Regions from separate parts of the Homo sapiens genome. Here region 1 is linked to region 2. A link is an interaction called in ENCODE POLR2A ChIA-PET data of the cell type or tissue named here. Cell type or tissue: A673. All regions are shown on one strand. Links, peaks and the distances in the headings refer to the core of each region. The heading gives the core; the rest is flanking DNA. Region 1 has its middle 16 kb from the start of MIR4261. Region 2 holds the start of LOC124905972 (a long non-coding RNA gene).

Evidence for each region. Peaks named below come from ENCODE experiments on the same cell type or tissue, not always from the same donor. Only the 100,000 strongest peaks of a DNase experiment are listed, where the experiment ranks them.
Region 1: POLR2A ChIA-PET joins it to region 2 with 13 read pairs; 2 of 35 experiments call an interaction of 5 or more read pairs at or near these places.

What each region holds. Positions count from the first base shown.
Region 1 is chr2:10,204,212-10,213,737 of GRCh38, forward strand. It overlaps a transcript of RRM2 not described here. Among named protein-coding and RNA genes, the nearest start is that of MIR4261, 16 kb to the left of the region's middle. In A673, for the core only: no CTCF peak of the experiment used is centred there; no DNase peak of the experiment used is centred there.
Region 2 is chr2:10,413,894-10,423,419 of GRCh38, forward strand. HPCAL1 (hippocalcin like 1) reads left to right here. Exons shown (of 5, transcript NM_002149.4): 3 at 5,841-6,242; 4 at 9,090-9,195. The coding sequence starts at 5,865. It overlaps LOC124905972 (a long non-coding RNA gene), which reads right to left and starts at 4,572. Exons shown (of 3, transcript XR_007086211.1): 1 at 1-4,572. RefSeq lists enhancers at 5,366-5,953, 5,954-6,541. In A673, for the core only: no CTCF peak of the experiment used is centred there; no DNase peak of the experiment used is centred there.

The DNA.
Region 1 (9,526 bases), core at 603-8,602, 210 kb before region 2:
CAGAGCCCAACCTCCAGGGCAGACTGACCCGTGATGGGCATGGGAGCCCAGAAAAAGGCCCCATCCAGCCTGTGGGATCAGAGGAGCCTTCTTGGAGGAGGTGATGCTGGGCGAGTGTTAAAGGATACCTAGGCATCAGCTAGGTGAAGAGAGCAGGGAAGGAGACTCCAGGGAGAGGAATGTGTGAGAAAATGGGGAGGAGAGGGAGGAACGGTTGGTGGGCAGCTGCCACTCTGTCCACTGGCAGAGAAGCAGCCAAGTCTCTGATGGAGCCCACCGGAGCAGCCTACCTGGCTTCTGTGGTCACTGGCTGTGACCCCGCCAGCCCTGCTCAGCGCTGTGCCCAGCCCTGGGTGCAGGGAGGTGCGGTTTGCTCTCAGAGGAGCAGCTAGCTGGGAGCATCCGAGGCCATTAGGGACAGGACGCTAATGCATCGGCGCCCCATTGATTCTGCCTGGCTTTTGTGAACACGTCTGCGCTGACTAATTTGTTTAATTACTCATTGCCGCATCTGTTCTCAATTGCCCTATGCAGATACTTAGTCTGTGGCTGGGAGCCAAGCCTCAGGGTCCCTTTTCCTCTTCCAAGATGGGTGGCACTGAACGCCGAGGCCACGGCCCGTCCTGATGTGGTCAGAGATGTCGTCATGTGCCACTAACAGGCGTCGCCAAGACCAGCCAGGTGCAGACCTTGGGTGGGTCCTATGGGGTCCTACAGGAAGCATAGGCATGGTCCCTGGTGGTCCCCAGGAGCACGGCTCTAACACAGCCGAGGCATAGTGTGAGCAAAGTCAGACGCAGTGGTTACAAGCAACCCCACGTGGTCTGCTTCGAATCCAGCAAACTTTTGTTTTCAGTGCCCAGCTCCCTAAGCCTTCTTTGTCCTTACCGTCTCTTCAGAATCTGTCTGCTTCACCCTGAATCTTGTCTATTGTCCTGGCTAGTTCAGCTGGAGGCCAGGGGTCGGAGACTTAGAGAAATGAGGAGGGGGCGTGGAGCAGGGGCTGAGGCCTGAGCGGTGAGTGGGGCTCGGTATTGACGATCAGCGAACAGTCTCCTGGGGAGTCAGCTTGAATGGGGCCTGTGATATCTGCGGCCAGTGCCCTCGGTATGTCCCACTCAGCATCCTCCCCAGGTCAGAACACATTTTGGGGCAGAACCGAGTTTTCTCTTCACTTTCAGACTCAAGTCCAGCTTATTGGGGCTTATGAAGACTTCCACCTCATACAGGATGAATGATTCTCTTCTCCATTCCCTCTGCTGCTCGTGGACACTCGGAGGTGGGGGAAGGCTCTGTTCTTTTACTTTTCTGGTTCTAGTTTCTCAGGGAATGAGGCAGGAGGAGAGACATGGAAAGGGAGAGAGATACCTTCCGTTTCAAGGAATATGCAGTTTGGATGTCTGAAAAAGATTTATGGCAGAGATGCTGGATGGAAAACAAACACACAGTTTGAGAGGGTCCTTTTTATTTTTATTTTATTTTATTTATTTATTTTTTTGAGATGGAGTCTTGCTGTGTCACCCAGGCTGGAGTGCAATGGTGCAATCTCCGCTCACTGCAACCTCTGCCTCCTGGTTTCAAGTGATTCTCCTGCCTCAGCCTCTGGAGTAGCTGGGACTACAGGCACCTGCCACCACCCCTGGATAATTTTTGTATTTTTAGTGGAGACGAGGTTTTCACCACGTTGACCAGGCTGGTCTCGAACTCCTGACCTCATATGATCCTCCCGCCTTGGCTTCCCAAAGTTCTGGGATTACAGGCATGAGCCACTGCGCCTGGCCAAGAGGGTGTCTGGGAGGCCGAAGCGGGAGGATCATGAGGTCAGGAGATCGAGACCATCCTGGCTAACATGGTGAAACCCTGTCTGTACTAAAAATACAAAAAATTAGCCAGGCATGGTGGTGGGCACCTGTAGTTCCAGCTACTCAGGAGGCTGAGGCAGGAGAATGGCGTGAATCTGGGAGGCGGAGCTTGCAGTGAGCTGAGATCGCACCACTGTACTCCAGCCTGGGCAACAGAGCAAGACTCCGTCTCAAAAAAAAAAAAAAAAAGTTAAACACATGTCTAACCTATGACCCAGAAATTTCAGTTCTGGGTATTTATGCACAAGAAATGAAAAGGTATCTATCTGCATAAAAAGACTTGAATAAGATTTTTCATAATAGTTGTATTCACCATAACTAAAAATATAAGCCACCTAAACATCTATTATGTGAAAGAGTACCCATGGAATGTATAGCTTGGATACTACTCAGCAATAAGAGAAGTATGAACAAGAGGTAGAATGCAGTTCAGAGACAAACACATGAAAAACACAAAAGAGAGGCAAAAAAAGGTGGCAGTGGAAGGAGGAATTCTGACACATGCTTAACCGGAGTTCCAGAAGAAGATAAGACAGTGAAGGGGACATGTGATAGTCAAAGGCAGGCCCCAATCCTCAGATCAGGAACCATAACAATTCTCAGAGAGAATAAATGAACAGAAATCCATATTTAGATCCATCAGAGTGAAACTGCAGAACACCAAAGACCACAAGAAGATTTTAAAAGCAGCAAGTACAAGAGAGATTACCCTCAGAACACCAACAACAGATTGACAGTTGACTTCACAACAGCAATAATGGAAGACACAGAGCTGGATACACAAAGGAAATTGACTACAATCTAGAATCCAAAAGATTCTTGAAGGATGAGGGCAAAATAAAGCCATTTTCGGATACACAAAAGCTGAGAGCAGCTATTGCAAAGAGACTCTCACTAAAGGGCCTCCACACCAATGCACTTCAGGAAGAAGGAAAGAGGTTTCGGACGGAAGGTCTGTGTGCAGAGGGAATGGCTGTCTCAGAGGCGACTCAAACTCAGTATGTCCAGAAAGGACTCACAATCTGCTCTCCCAGCCCAGCGCCTCCTGGGACTTTGGCCTCTGTGGATGATGACCACAGTCACTTGGGCCAGAAACATAGACATCATCTTGATACCCCTTCTCCCTCACCTCCCCCATATCCAGTCACCTCCAGTCCTGTCATCTTTGCCTCCTAATCTCTTTCATCTCTGCCCTTTTCTCTCCATCTCCATGGCCACCCAGCTGCCACTGCATTTTGCTCACCACCTGCAATTGGCCTTCCAGCCCCTGAACCCCTCTGATCTGCTCAGCCCGCTCTCCACACCGAACCCGAGGCTCTCTCTTTGAATGGCAATCTGATAGTCTCCCCCCTGTTTAAAACATGAAATGGTATCCTACTACCCTGGGGATAAAAACAAGACAAAAACGTTTAAGAGGTTAGAGAGGTCTTCATGATTCAGTCCCCACCCACCTCTCAGACTCACCTCCCGCCCCAGCCTCTCTGGACTCTTTTGGCCCCTCATGGGTGCCATCATTTTGCCCACATAGGCTCTTGTCTGTGCTGTTTTCACTATAGAGTGGGTCCTTCCCTTCTTTCTTTGTCTAATTCATGACACTCATCGTTTAGTGCATTTGGCACTTCCTCCAGGAAGCCTGCCTTGACCTCCCTGACTATATCAGCTCTCCCCCATTAAATGTTCCCCTCGTGCCATGGTCCCCTCATCTGTGACATTGATCACATGAGCAATTTCACATTTATTCATGTAGTTAGTTATAGTCTGGATCCTCCTTTGGATTTTAAGTTCCTATAGGTAAAAGCCTTCCTCTCCTTTGGCCACCGAGATATCTCCAGGACTACCATGGACATGCAGTAAACATTCACCAGTTGTTGAATTTATGAGTGGGTGAGTGGTGCCTGCCACCCTAGAATTTCCCTTATTTGAAATTCTAGAATAAGCAGATTCACTTCTTTTTCACATCCATGTGAATTTTTGTTCTTGTATAAATGAATAGTAAGTAAGAGCCATAAGAAATAATTGGAGAAAGAAGGAATTGGGAATTGGGAAGAGAAAAGAGAGAAAAACAATAGAGGCAGAGCAGGGGCTTTTTGCAGTGATGCTTGGGGAGAAGAAGGAAGCCGAAGGGACAGCAAGTGGGTAGATGGCAGGTGACTGGCCCCAGGTTATCCAGAGCAGAGCTGAGACCACCCAGTCCTAAGGGGAAGGGGCTGGGAAGGAAGCCACTCAGCTCTGCCAAGCAGATTAAATACAGATCAACAAGAGCCTTTCCCATTTTGAAAATGTACATTGCTCTGTGTTGCTGGGACTGCAGTGAGACCCAGGAGGCAGGAATAAACAATTCTGAGTCATAAAATCATTAAGGCATCAAACATTTGGATCGATGAGCAGACACAAAAGAATATGCTTCCTATACACATGTTAAAAGCCTAACTCTTGACAAGGATCTCACCGAATCTCTTGGGCAGAAGGATTCTGTAATGGAAAGTAATTGCACGCCACTCATCTTTGTTAATTTAAGATGAGTAAAGGGTTATTGATTCACTCTTTGTTTCATGAGCTGTTTTCATATTGAATTTCAGTGAACAAAAATATTTTTAATAAGGATTTCATGGGCTTATTTGGCATCTTTCTCTCCCAAGCTGCAGAGCTATAGATCCAACTGCCAGCTGGACAAACCCAACTCATCTCCAGCCATGGCCCCTCCTGATGTGAGCCTATCTCAGGTTCTGGTACCACAATCCACCCAGTGCCAAGCCAGACACTCACGTATCACCCTGGATGCCCTCCGCAGCCCCTCACCCATCCAACAGATGCCCCGTCCCTGTGCCTGCTAACTCCCTCCCACCTCTCCAGCTCAAGGCCTCCCTCCCACGTGCTGGATCCTGCCTGTTCAGACCTGTCCTGTCTCCTGGTGGCCAAACTGGCCTCCCCAGTCAGTCCCTGCTGCAGAAAGTGGTTTCTTTCTTTCTTTCTTTCTTTCTTTCTTTTTTTTTTTTTTTTGAGATGAAGTCTTATTCCATCGACCAGGGCCTGGAGTGCAATGGTGCAATCTTGGCTCACTGCAACCTCTGCCTCCTGGGTTCAAGCAATTCTTTTGCCTCATTCCCCTGAGTAGCTGGGATTATAGACATGCACCACCACGCATGGCTAATTTTTGTATTTTTAGTAGGGGTGGGGTTTCACCATGTTGGCCAGGCTGGTCTTGAACTCCTGACCTCAAGTGATCCACTGATCTTGGCCTCCCAAAGTGCTGGGATTACCCCTGTGAGCCACCGCACCCAGCCTGGAAAGTAGTTTCTATAGTACAAAGCCGGGGGTGCTGCTCCCCTGCCCCACACACCTCAGCACCTCCATGTTGCTTCCTGTGGAGTAGACACTATTGTTTTGTCTGCCCAGTCTCTTCTTTTCTTGTGGGAATATGCTTCTGGAATATTTGTCTGGAAAACCCTCTCCTTTTGATAACTGTCTTTGCCTCCCTGGGACTGCAGCTGACGTGCTTGCATGTGTGTGTGTGTGTGCGCGCGCGTGTGTGTGCGTGCATGCGTGTGTGTGTGTGTGTGTGTGTTGGGATCGGCTTCCAAATCTTCCTACTGGGGGAATGCCCATTATCCATTAGATGCCACTCAGTGGGAAGTGGTGCCCCACCCGTCCGTGGAGACCTAAGGGGCTTAATAGATCCTCCCTGCATAGCCAGAGACGGATACAATCTGGGCTCAGTGAATCGGTGCTTTGACTGCTCACAGCGTAGCTGAGAGCTTACTCCCAGAATGGCGAAGGTGGCAAAGAGTCCCCATAGCTGGTGTTGTTGGCTGCCATCACCCCTTTTATCCAGGGGCACAGCTGAAATCTGTGCCACTCGGCTCTGCTGGGCAGGTGGGATAAATCTGCCCCAGCCTCTGTGCTGTCCCCATCCCTGCTCCTGCTGCCCAGCAGCCTGGAGTCCTTCTCCAGACTTCCTGTAACTCTCTCCCCAAGCCAATGCCCTCCCTCGGGTGAACAAGGGCCCCTCCTTGTGACCCATGGTGCCTGGCTTGCCTTGGCCCCAGCCCTCCTCCCTGTGCCGAAATCATCTCTCTGTGGACCTTTCTCCCTCATGGACTCCCACCTCCTTGTGGGCAGGAACCAGCCCTTGGCCATGTTCCGGCTCCCTAGTGCCCAGTATGTGTTTGGTGAATTTGGGGGCATGGGTTGGATGATCTTGGTTCAGTTACCAAATCTTTCTTTCCTGTCCAATCAGTCTTCCAGGATCTCAACCAGTTCTCTCACTGCAGAGTCTGGAGAAGCCCAGCCCTCATTGTGAAGGGAGAGCCACCGTGGTGCTCACAGCAAGACACCCAGAGTCCCTTCCAGACAGGGACACCCCTGGAGCGACCCTGTTTCAGAATGAAGTTATCTGGGTGGGAACTCACCAAGAATGCACAGAGGGCGCTGGGCTCCAAGCTTCAGCATATCCTTTCACTGGACTCCACACAGGCCTGCGGAGCAGGTGGACCCACCATTCTCAGACCCCCCAGGGCCCCATAGACAGCAGATCTGCTGCTTTCAATCACACCCACTGCCTCTCATGCCGGAGTGGGGGAAATGGAACCCGCAAAGCCTGCAGGCCAGGGAGGGTGGGAAACTGGGGTGATGTGAGCCCACAGGGTGGAGCACTGTGGACTGAATGCCTGTGTCCCCTGGGTTCATATGTTGAACCCCTAACTCCCAATGTGATGGTGTCAGGAGGTGGAGCCTTTGGGAGGTGGTTAGGCCGTGAGGGTGGAGACCCATGCTGGGGTTGGTGCCCTTATGGTTCTCCCATGTGAGGACACAGAGGGCAGCCATCTACAAGCCAAGAAGAGAGGCCTCACCAGACACCAAACCTGCCGGCACCTTGCTGTGAGATTTCCAGCCCCCAGAGCTGTGAGAAATAAATTTCTGTTGTTTAAGGCACTCAATATTTTGTTACAGTAGCCCAAGCTGACTGAGCAGATATTCATATGGAAAGTGAATTTTGATCTCTACTTCATGCCGTACATAAAAGCCAATTCCAGATTGACTGTAGATACAGATTGGCAAAGCAAAACAGTACAGTTTCTAGAAAGAAACAGGAAAATATCTGCATGAGGTGGTCAAATATTTCCTAGAGAGGACACAAAAAGCACTAACTACAAAATAAACAATGATAAATTGGACTGCATTAAAATTAAGAACATCTGTTTAACAAAAGACCCCACGAAGAGCGTGAGAAGCCAGAGTGCAGAGTGGGAGGAGAAATCTGACCTGAGATGGGAAATTAGAATATGAAGAACTCCTTCAAGTCAGCAAGAAGACAGGCAAGCCGAGAGGAGGACGGGCAAACGACCTCAACAGACACTTTACAGAAGAGATATCCAGGCCAGGTGCAGTGGCTCATGCCTGTAATCCCAGCACTTTGGGAGGCTGAGGCCGGTGGATCACCTGGGATCAGGAGTCCAAGATCAGCCTGGCCAACATGTCGAAGTGCCATCTCTACTAAAAATACAAAAATTTGCTGGGCTTGGTGGTGTGCACTTGTAATCCCAGCTACATGGGAAGCGGAGGTGGGAGAATTTCTTGAACCCGGGAGGCAGACTTTGCAGTGAGCTGAGATCGTGCCACTGCACTCCAGCCTGCGGGACAGAGTGAGACTCCATATCAAAAAAAAAAAAAAAGATATACACATAAGAGAATATTCAACTTTATTAATCATTGGGGAAATACAAATTAAAGCCAAAGGGAGACAACACTCCTTACCCCTAGGAATGGCTAAAGTTAAAAAGATGGGAATACCCATGTCAGGAAGGATTTGAAACAACTGCAACTCTCATATGCTGCAGGTGGGAAGTAGGAGGCAGGCCTCCACTCCAGAGGAGGGGCTCACATGACACACACCAAATTGAGGACTAGCTAGAACAGGGATGGCTGGAAGCAGCTTTCCATAAGACACACCCACCAGTGTGCCACGTCAGTTTACCATTGCCATGGCGACACCCAGAAGTTAATGCCCCTTTCCATGGCAATGACCTGATGACCCAGAAGCTACCATCCTTTTCCTAGAAATTTCTGAATAATCCACCTCTTAATTTGCATGTAATTAAAAGTGGCAATAAATCTGACTACACACTACCTCTGAGCTGCTGCTCCGGGCACACTGCCTATGGGGTAGCCCTGCCCCACAGGGAGCAGCCCTTCTGCTGCTGCTGCTGCTGTTTACGGCTGCTTCAATAAAAACTGCTAACTCCATTGGCTCGCCCTTACCTTCTTTCTTGGGTGAAGCCACAAACCCTCCTGGGGTAAGCCCCAATTTTGGGGCTCGCCTGGCCTGCATCAGTGGGAGTTTTTGGCAGTATAAGTTAAGCTGGATACAAGTATCCTCCATGGTGTGACTTCTAGGCAGCATATAATCAATTAAAATGCAAACATAAGTTACCAAAAGACATGTACAAGAATGTTCCTAGCAGCCTATTCATAACAGCCAGAACTGGGAGTACTCCGGATGTTACCAAGAGGAGAATGGGTAAGTCAATTGTGGTATATTCATGTAATGGAATACTCCACAATGAGAACAAATGAACCACACCTTCATGCAACAGTGTGGATGGCGATTCGAGTTCAAAAACAGGCACCATTAGTTGGTCATATTAGAAATAAGGCTGTGCTGGCCAGGCATGGTGGCTCACAACTGTAATCCCAGCACTTTGGAAGGCCGAGGCAGGTGGATCACTTGAGTCCAAGAGTTTGAGATCAGTCTGGGCAACGTGAGGAAACCCTGTGTCTACAAAAATACAAAAATTAGCTAGGCGTAGTGGCACATGCCTGTAGTCCCAGGGAGGGAGGCTGAGGTGGGAGGATTGCTTGAGCCCGGGAGGTGGAGGTTGCAGTGAGCAAAGATTGTGTCACTGCGCTCCAGCCTGGGTGACAGAGTAAGAACCTGTCAGAAAAGAAAGAAAGAGAAGAAAGAAAGAAAAGAAAGAAAAGAAGGAAGGAAGGAGGGAAGGAAGGAAGGAAAAGAAAATAAAAGGAAAAAAGAAAGAAAGAAAAGAAAAGAAAGGAAGGAAAGAGAGGGAAGGAAGGAAGGAAAGAAGGGAGGGAGGGGAGGGAAAGGGAGGGAGGGGAGGGGAGGGAAAAGATAAGAAAGGAAAAGAAAAGACATAAGGTTGTGTTGGCCGGGCGCAGTGGCTCACGTCTGTAATCCCAGCACTTTGGGAGGCTGAGGTGGGTGGATTGCTTGAGCCCAGGAGTTTGAGACCAGCCTGGGCAACATAGTGGGGCCTTGTCTCTACAAAAAATAAAAAAATTAGCCAGGTGTGGTGGCAGGTGCCTGTAGTCCCAGCTTATTCGAGAGGCTGAGGTGGGAGGATTGCTTGAACCTGAAACGTGGAGGTTGCAGGGAGCTGAGATCGTGCCACTGCACTCCAGCCTGGGGGACAGAGTGAGACCCTGTCTCAAAAAAAAAAAAAAAAAAAAGAAGGCTGTGTTTACCCTTGGAAGGTCACGAGGGAGGGAGGTTTCTAGGGGTTCCAGCAATGTTCTATTTTTTGATCCAAGTACTGGTTCTCAAGCATGCTCACTTTGTGAAAATTTACTGGGTGGAACTGTGGGGAAAAGAGAGAGATCAGACTGTTACTGTGTCTGTGTAGAAAGAAGTAGACATAAGAGACTCC
Region 2 (9,526 bases), core at 781-8,780:
CTCATTTTGATAATGAAAAATGCAGGGGTGCAAATCAGGCAGAAAGGGCCTGCCACTAGCCAACAATGTGTCCATCACCATGTCGCCCTTGCCTGGGCCAGCCTCCCCTCTGCTGCCCATGCAAGGCCTGGGGAGGAGGCCAGACCGCCTGGGTCCAAGCCCTGGCTTTGCCTCTCAGAGGTTCCGGGGCTCTCCCAGGGTTGGTTTACTTGTGGTGAAGCGTGACTAATAGGTAAAGTATCTGACAAAATGGGCCCCACAGGCCATGGTTGCTGCTTCTGGCTGTCCCTGCTGAGAGCAGGTGTAACGTACCTGGCATCACTCCTGCCCCAGAGACACCGATAACACATGTTTGTCAGCTGTAGGTCAGTTCCCCAAGGGTGGCTGCTGTGCTACTGTAACACGGGACTGCAGACTGGGCACTTAAACTACAGAACTCTGTTTTCTCACGGTCTGGAGGCCAGAAGTCCAAGGTGTTGGCAGGGTTGGGTGTTGGCAGGGTTGGGTGTTGGCAGGGTTGTTTCCTCCAGAGGCCCCTCTCCTAGAATTGCAGATGGCTGTCATTTTGCTGTGCCTTCACACGGTTTCCCCTGTGTGTCTGTGTCCTCATCTCCTCTTCTTATAAGGACACCAGTCATATTGGATTAGGGCCCACCCTGGTGACCTCATTTTAACCTAATGACCTCTTTAAAGACTGTGTTTCCAAGTACAGTCCCATTCTGAGGGACCTGGGGTTAGGACTTTAACATGGGAATTTGGGGGAAGCACAGTTGAGGCCATAGCAGCAGCTGTCTCATTCTGCTCACAGCTGGTTCTCTCTGGCCACGTGCCAGAGAGGAGTACGATGCCATCCCCTTAAACCACACACGGACATGCTGCCAGGAGGAACGTCATCACCTTTCAGCTGAAAGGAGTGAGGAATGAGGACAAGCAGGTGCAGAACACAGCCTTCTCACGTACTGGTCCATTCTGCACGTGCGCTGCTGCTGTTACAGCGGCAGACGGGAGGCTGAACTAGAGACACCTAAGACAAACCCTGCTTTCCCCTCCAGATGCTGGCTGCAAGAACGCCACAGTTTGAGAGGAGTGTGGACAATAGAAAGCCTTGAGAGCAGCTGAGCTGACGAAGGGATGGGAAAATGGGCCCTTTTGAAGCCTAGGAATGACCAAGTGGAGATGTGCAGGGTTTGGGGGTGCCCCAGCTTGAGTCTCAGTGCTCTGAGGGACATAGCGCAGAGTGGGACAGCCCGGTGGGTCAACCCCTGCCTGGTTCTGCAGACTTGGAGAGGTGGGACTTCTGCCCCAGGCCGCATGGAGGGCCGGCCCTGGGCTGGGTGTGCCTCACGCTGCCTGGGAGCCTCAGGCAACCTGCTGCAGCTGCTTGTTTTGCCACTCACTGGCCTGACTGCGGGAGCTGGAGGGGCTGGGAGGTCATTCCCTACTCCACAGCTTAGCTCAACCTCCCAGGTGCCCCGCACCCCCATCCCTCCCTTCCCATAAAACCAGTTATTCCTCATCCTCATAAGCGCTCCTAGGACACTTGCCATGTTCTATCAGTTTGGGGGTTCTCTGGGGCAGCCATCCACAGATCCATGCCCCGCCTATGAGCCATCTCCCCTCTCCTTCTCACCCCCGTGCTCCCCGTGTGGTGTCGGCCCCCGAGGCAAGGACCGTATGGGTTTTGTTCACTGCCCACACTCCCTCTGACACACAGGAAGTTCTGGAAAAGCTTCCGCATGGTGAAGGAGCCACATGCGGTTTGGTCGGGTGCCCCAGGCCTCCTCTTGATCATCACGACCACCCTGCCATCCCTGTTATTCGGGGGGAGTCCAGAGCTCCAGGAAGTTGACCACCTCCCCAAGGTCCCCCGAGCAGGGGTGGGTGGAACTGGCTCTGAGCCCACACTCAATGCCTTTCCCCTGTGCCCCGGAGCCTGGCTTGGTGCCACCCAGGACTTGTTTGTGGAAGTGACATGTGAACACCTAGCGAGCTCCATGGGCTCTGCGTGTGTACGTCTTTGCTGACTCAGTGGCCCCACACAGCAACCCGAGGGCCAGGGCAGAAAGCACAGGAGGAGCCACCACGGGTGCTGCAGGGCCTCAGGCTGGGCATCCATCCTCTACCTGTCCTTCTGCCGTCCATCTGTGGGTTCTCCCTCAGGTGCCACGCAAGGCTGGTCCTTCACAATGGCCCAGGCCCTCAAACTCAGTGGTCAGGAGGGTTCCCACCACCTCAGGGCTTAGCGGCAGTCAAGGTAACCTCAGGTCCTCAGGCTACCTTTGCAAATAGGTCCTTGCAAAGACCCTAATTCACATTCACAGATACTGGGAGTTAGGACTTCAACATCTTTTAGGCGGGCCATGATTCAACCCATGCATCTGGGCCTAGGAAGTGGAACTGCCCCAGTGAGCGATGCCCTGGGCACTGTGCAGTTCTGGGGGACACAGCCCTGACAGCCGGAGGGGGGCTTTCTGGGCACAGAGCTGTCTGGGATCCGCCAAGGCAACACAGGAAGGAGTCCAGAGCTCACCTGGGTGAGACCCGAGAGCTGTCAGTGACAGCAGAATCCAGAGGGAGCCCACATCTCCAAGCCAGGTCCAGAGCTCTTCCAACAGGATAGCAGTCTTGTCAGGCACTCTGGGAGGCCAAAGTGGGAGGATCACTTTGGGGCCAGGAGTTCGAGCAACCTGGGCAACATAGCAAGATCCCTATCTCTACAAACAAACCAAAAACCTCAGTAGCATCTTTGTTGTTTTTTCTCTTCTGTCAGGTATTTTGGTAGTAGTGATCTTCTGATTTTACATTCCCTTTTTTTTTTTTTCCATGTAGAAATCTCTATGGCCATTTCCTCTTGTGAATTAATTGAGTTTCTAAAGTGAACTAGCTGCATGTTAGAACCAGGACTTTTTTGAGCCCTTTAGAGCATGCTGGCAGGCGTCATCCCCAAGCCCCAGGGTGGGTCATATTTCTGGATGATGGAGGCAGGGGGTGCAGGGGTCCCCTATCTGCACATTGTTCTGAGTCTGATGTGATTCCTCAACTCCTCCATGAAACAGGGGCCATGCTTGTCCTCGTCTGGGGCAAACTGCAGTTGGAGAGGCTGGCCTCCTGTGGCTGCATATCCAGAGCTGGGCTTAACTGGCCAGGAGGAGAGAAGAATCCTCTCTCTTAATAAAAAGTCCCCAGGGGCTGGGCACAGTGGCTCACACCTGTAATCCCAGCACATTGGGAGGCTGAGGCAGGTGGATCACCTGAAGTCAGGAGTTCGAGACCAGGTTGGCCAACATGGTGAAACCCCATCTCTACTAAAAATACAAAAATTAGCTGGGCATGGTGGTGCATACCTGTAATTCCAGCTACTTGGGAGGCTGAGGCACAAGAATCGCTTGAACCCAGGAGGCGGAGGTTGCAGTGAGCTGAGATCGCTCCATTGCACTCCAACCTGGGTGACAAGAGCGAAACTCCCTCTCAAAAAAAAACAAAAAAAAAAGTCCCCAGGGCCCATGTCCACCCAGCCGTCTCTCTCCCTCCCGGCCAATGTTATTCTTTCCTCATAAGCCCTTCCAGAGCACAAACACACAAGCACGTATGTTTGTCTTCTTTTCTCATAAATGGTAACAAGCTCTGCTTGCTGTTGTGCAGCTTCTCTTTTCACATAAAAATACACCTTGAAGATTATTTCTTATGAGTACGTAAGATGGGCACCTGAGTAGTTTGCTGTTACAGACCACGTAGGCAATGGCCACCTGCACAGATTATTTGCACAGGTGGGAGTATCATTAGATGTTTCTGGAAGTGGGATGGCTGGGTCAAGGTGAATGTGTGTTTGGAATTTTGAAAGATAAAGTCATAAAGATAAGTAAAAACACCTGGCATCTTGGCTCACGGCTGTAGTCCCAACACATTGGGAGGTCAAGGTGGGAGGACTGCTTGAAGCTAGGAGCTTGAGACTGGCCTGGGCAAAATAGTGAGGCCCTGTTTCTACAAAAAAAAAAAAAATTAACTGGGTGTGGTGGTGTGTGCCCATAGTCTCAGCTACTCAGGAGACTGAGGTGGGAGGATCACTTGAGCACCGGAGGTCAAGGCTTCAGTGAGTCATGATCACACACTGCAGCCTGGGTGACAGAGTGAGAGCCTGTCTCAAAAAATAAATAAATAAAAAATAGATAGATAGATTGATTGATTGATATAGAGAGGATAAGTAAAAACAAAAACATGTATGTACTATAAAACCTGGGATGGGCTGGGCGTGGTGGCTTATGCCTATACTCCTAACACTTTGAGAGGCCAAGGCAGGCGAATCACTTGAGGTCAGGAGTTTGAGACCAACCTGGCCAACATAGTGTGAAACCCTGTCTCTACTAAAAATACATAAATAAATAAATAAATAAATAGCCAGGTGTGGTGGTGCATGCCTATAATCCTAGCTACTCAGGAGGCTGAGTTGGGAGGATTGCTTGAACCCAGGAGGTGGAGGTTGCAGTGAGCCGAGATCACACCACTGCACACTCCTCATAAGTGCCTGGAAGGGCAACACAGTGAGACTCCATCTCAAAAAAAAAAAAAAAAAAAAAAAAACAACCCTGGGATAGAGGCAGAGAAGAAAGGAAGTGGTGGGCAGTGTGGGTGGTCTGTCTTACCTTTCATAATGGAGAGCTGGTGCCTACTGTTTAGAATTCACAAACACAGAGTTCAAAGTGGTTGCCACTGTGGCTAGGGTAGGAGACATCTTTTTATTTCTCATTCTTCCATGTACTTCAAAAATTATCACGCCCTGTATATCAGTTAACTGTTAATGTAAGAAAATAACATGAGGTGGTGCAGTGGCAGCCGTGTGAATGCCGGTTGATCAGTCTTGCATTCAGGACTTGTGGAGAACCGCCCTGGGGGATGGTTTTGAGCAGAGCAGTTCCTCGTTCCCACAGGTGCCTCATTTTTCCCTGGTTCCATTCAGAACATCATTTACTGCCTAGAGCTAATTCCAGATCCTCCTCCCACCCGGGGCAGTTTATCAAAGGCAAAATAAAGAGGGTGGGCCGGGGACAGTGGCTCACACCTGTAATCCCAGCACCTTGGGAGGCCGAGGCAGGTGGATCACCTGAGGTCTGGAGTTCGAGACCAGCCTGGCCAACATGGTGAAACCCTGTCTCTACTAAAAATACAAAAAATTAGCTGGGCGCGGTGGTGCATGCCTGTAATCCCAGCTACTCAGGAGGCTGAGGCAGGAGAATTGCTTGAACCTGGGAGGCGGAGGTTACAGTGAGCTGTGATCCTGCTACTGCACTGCAGCCTGGGCGACAAGAGCAAAACTCCATCTCAAAAGAAACAAACAAATAAACAAATAAAGAAGGTGGGTGGGGGTGACTCCCTGAAAGTTTCTAGACGCCTCTTCTAAAGATAAAAACATAATGTGATGCCTGAAAGAGGGAAGAACTGCCCCAAAGAGTCTGGGATGTGGCTGAGGTGGCCACTTTGCCAGGAGCTGATGAGGGGGATGAAAGTAAGAACTGATTTTAATCTTCGCCTCTCGTACAACCCCTGGTGGGCACCGGATGATGCCCTGTTCCACTGATTTTAAGTTGCATTTTCCCCCCCGCATTTCCACATTCTCCAAGTGAGAACGTGTCCCGCAGTGTGAGGGTGAGCTGTCGTGATATAATTAGAGTCTCTTGGCCTTCTTGGTGGTCCATAAGATAGCGGCATGCCTTCCGATGGGGGACCCGGGAGTTGCTGAGTCGCAGCGCTTGCACAGCGATGGGCTTATTTGGTCTCTCCGGCACATGGCTCAGCCCTGCTCCGTGGCCGTGGGTGGCGTCCCCGGCTGACCCCCTGTCTTGCAGGTGTAGTCGCCGCCGCCAGCCGCCATGGGCAAACAGAACAGCAAGCTGCGGCCCGAGGTGCTGCAGGACCTGCGGGAGAACACGGAGTTCACCGACCACGAGCTGCAGGAGTGGTACAAGGGCTTCCTCAAGGACTGCCCCACCGGCCACCTGACCGTGGACGAGTTCAAGAAGATCTACGCCAACTTCTTCCCCTACGGCGACGCTTCCAAGTTCGCCGAGCACGTCTTCCGCACCTTCGACACCAACGGCGACGGCACCATCGACTTCCGGGAGTTCATCATTGCGCTGAGCGTGACCTCGCGGGGCAAGCTGGAGCAGAAGCTCAAGTGGGCCTTCAGCATGTACGACCTGGACGGCAACGGCTACATCAGCCGCAGCGAGATGCTGGAGATCGTGCAGGTACCGGCGCCCGAGGCCCCGGGTCTCACCGCGGGCCCAGGTCCCCTCCCAGCTCCCAGCCCCCAGCCCAGGGCTTTTTTTTTTTTTTTTTTTTTTAAGACAGGAATCTTGCTCTAGTGACTGGAGTGCAGTGGCACTATCTCAGCTCACTGCAACCTCTGCCTCCTGGGCTCAGGTGATTTTTCCGCTTCAGCCTCTTGAGCACCTCCATGCCCTGTTAATTTTTTTGGTATTTTTGATGGTAGAGAGAGGGTTTTGCCACATTATCCAGGCTGGTCTTGAACTCCTAGGCTCAAGCGATCTGCCCGCCTCAGCCTCCCAGAGTGCTAGAATGACAGGTGTGAGCCACCGTGCCTGGCCTCCCTGTGTTCTTTATGTTCACTCGACATTGGGTCTTTCTTGGCCAGGTTGCTACCTGGTGCACTTTGGAAAGTGAGCAGTTGTCACCTGATTGGGCAGACCCTTGCAAAGGGCAATGGTAAAAGCCAATGTTTATTGATCACTTGCTATACATCAGGGCCGGGTGGAGCACTTTGATCCGTTTTCATCTTCATAACCCAACAACGTGGGTCATTCTCTGCATTTTACAAAGTCTGAGACTCAAATAGATGAATTTCTAAAAATTATATTTTATATATATTTGGAGATGGAGTCTCACTTTGTCGCCCAGGCTGGAGTGCAGTGGCATGATCTCGGCTCACTGCAACCTCCACCTCCTGGGTTCAAGAGATTCTCCTGTCTCAGCCTCCCATGTAGCTGGGATTACAGGTATGTGCCACCGCAGCCAGCTAATTTTTGTATTTTTAGTAGAGACGAGGTTTCACCATGTTGGCCAGGCTAGTCTTAAACTCCTCACCTCAGTTGATCTGCCTTCAGCCTCCCAAAGTGCTAGGATTACAGGCATGGGCCACCGTGCCTGGCCAAGAATTGTATGATTGCTGGGCTCCTTGGCACTTGCAAGAGGTACCTGCCAAGACCTGGGGAAAGCCCTGGATTTGAGAACTCAACAGATAGCTTGTGATGTCCCCAGGAATGCGCAGTCATCAAGTAAAACTGAAGCATTAACGATCACGAGAATCAGCTCAGCACGGGAAAGACGTCACTTTAGGAGGCATCTCTTCACCTTCATGCCTATCAACAGCTCTAGCAGAAAGGCCATGTTTCAGAAGGAAACCAAGTTTTGTTCACTTGGCCAGGTGCCTAGGTATGCGAGAGAGAGTAGAGAGCAGAGCTGCCCCTCCCTGGCATTCCCCTGAGTGCCTCCCTGAGCCCAGGAGCATCCAATTCTAGAACTCATGGCCAGGCCTGTAATCCCAACACTTTGGGTGGCCGAGGCTGGAGGATCGCGTGAGCCCGGGAGTTTGAGACCAGCCTGGGCAATATAGTGAGACTCCATCTCTATAAAAAATTAAAAGAGTAGCAGGGCATAGTGGCATGCACCTGTAGTCCCAGCTACTTGGGAGGCTGAGATGGGAGGATTGCTTGAGCCCAGGAGTTCAAGGTGACAGTGAGCTGTGATTGCACTGCTGCATTCCAGCCTGGGTGACAGAGTGAGACCCTGCCTCCAAAAAGACCAAAAGCAAAATAAGAAAAAAATGGAACTCTTCAGAAGGGGTGGTCCCATGGTAGGGAACTTCAGGGGTGGGCCTCCAGTAGCGGGTATCAAATCCGTGAACTTCTGCAGCAGCAGTGGCCCGCCTCAGGAATGAGCGACCCATTTCCCACGTAGATGGTTTTCACACTGTCAGAGTAAATTAACATGGGCTCGGGGAACTCTGGTACTGTCGTCACTTTCTGGCTCTTAGCTTCATGCAGTGGCGGAAGTAAGAATTCTATTCCCCAGGAATCACCCGTCCTGTCCTGTGTGTTAACCCTTACCCTTTGCAAATAGGTGTGCCTGTCACTGGCCGTGCAGAGGCTTGGTCAGAACATCAAGGCACTGGTAGAACTGTTCCAAGCAGTGAGGAGCAGCCACTTCTGTCCAAACGGGACAGCCCCCAAACCAAGTCCCCAAACCCTGAAAGCCTTCCCCCGACGCCATCGATGGCTCCCTGGCCGGCTGGGTGGTGTTTCTCATGGGACACTTGGTTGCTACCTCTTTCTCACAATGAGAAAATGGTCTGTTGTCAGGAATGAGAATATCAAGCCACCTTCACGTGGAGTGCTCAGAAAATCCCACAGCAGTGCCACCACTCCCCACGCATGTCACTCTGCTCAGTGGCCACTCACCAGTCCCATCACCGTCTCCTCTGTACACCCACCAGCAGCACAGAGTCACATGCCCCAGGCTGGGCCACTCAGGCAGAGACACGCAGAGAGACCAGTGGCTAGACTGAGCCCTCGGCTGACAGTGCCCTAAACAGGCCATGGAGACCCCAGTGCTGCTGCTTCCTGTCCTGTCGGGGCTGGTGATGGGGCTTGCCCTGTGAGTTTCAGGGACTCAGTCTCTTTTAAACTGAGGGGTAACAGCCATGGAGTAAAATGCACACAGCTCAGCAGGCAGTGTGGGGAATTTCACACATCTGTGACCACCACTCTCCCTCAGCATTCCCAGCCCCCGACAGGGACACTTAGGCACCTTCCTGGCACTACCCACCCCCAGGCAGAGATACCAGCACCCTCACCACCCTCCCAGTAGAACCCTTCTGCCAGCTCTGCTCTTGAACTTCACATAGACACCCGTGAGGTTCACTAGGGAACATTCTCCCCACTGGGGAAGGGTCCCGAAGGCCACCGGGAGCCCCTGACCTCTCCGAGCCTTGTTGTGGGCTGGGCGGAAGCCCACCCTTGCTGCACCCGCCCAAGCCCCCGGGCCTCTGAGCACAGTGTCATTGCCCCCATCCGCAGGCCATCTACAAGATGGTGTCGTCTGTGATGAAGATGCCGGAGGATGAGTCCACCCCGGAGAAGCGCACAGACAAGATCTTCAGGCAGATGGACACCAACAATGACGGTAGTGCGGGGTGGGGGCGGGGCTGCATGTGTACGCCACGGTAGGGGCAAAACCATGTGGTTTGGGGCACCCCCTCCCCTCTGCAGCTTCTTGGTCTCCTGAGGGCCACCCCCGCCCGCCACCTGCCTGGCGCCTGCCATGCCCAGGGAAGAGCGGGATGCAGTCAGGGACACCCGTGCTGTATCCTGGCTCCTCTGTGCAGCTTTGTGATGCTGGGCATGTTGTGGCCTCTCTGAGCCACTGTCTCCCCACTTATAGAATCGGGCATACCCATATTCCCGTGGGTACAATGTTTAGGGGCAGGGAGGCAAGCATGCTGGTGGCCCTGAAC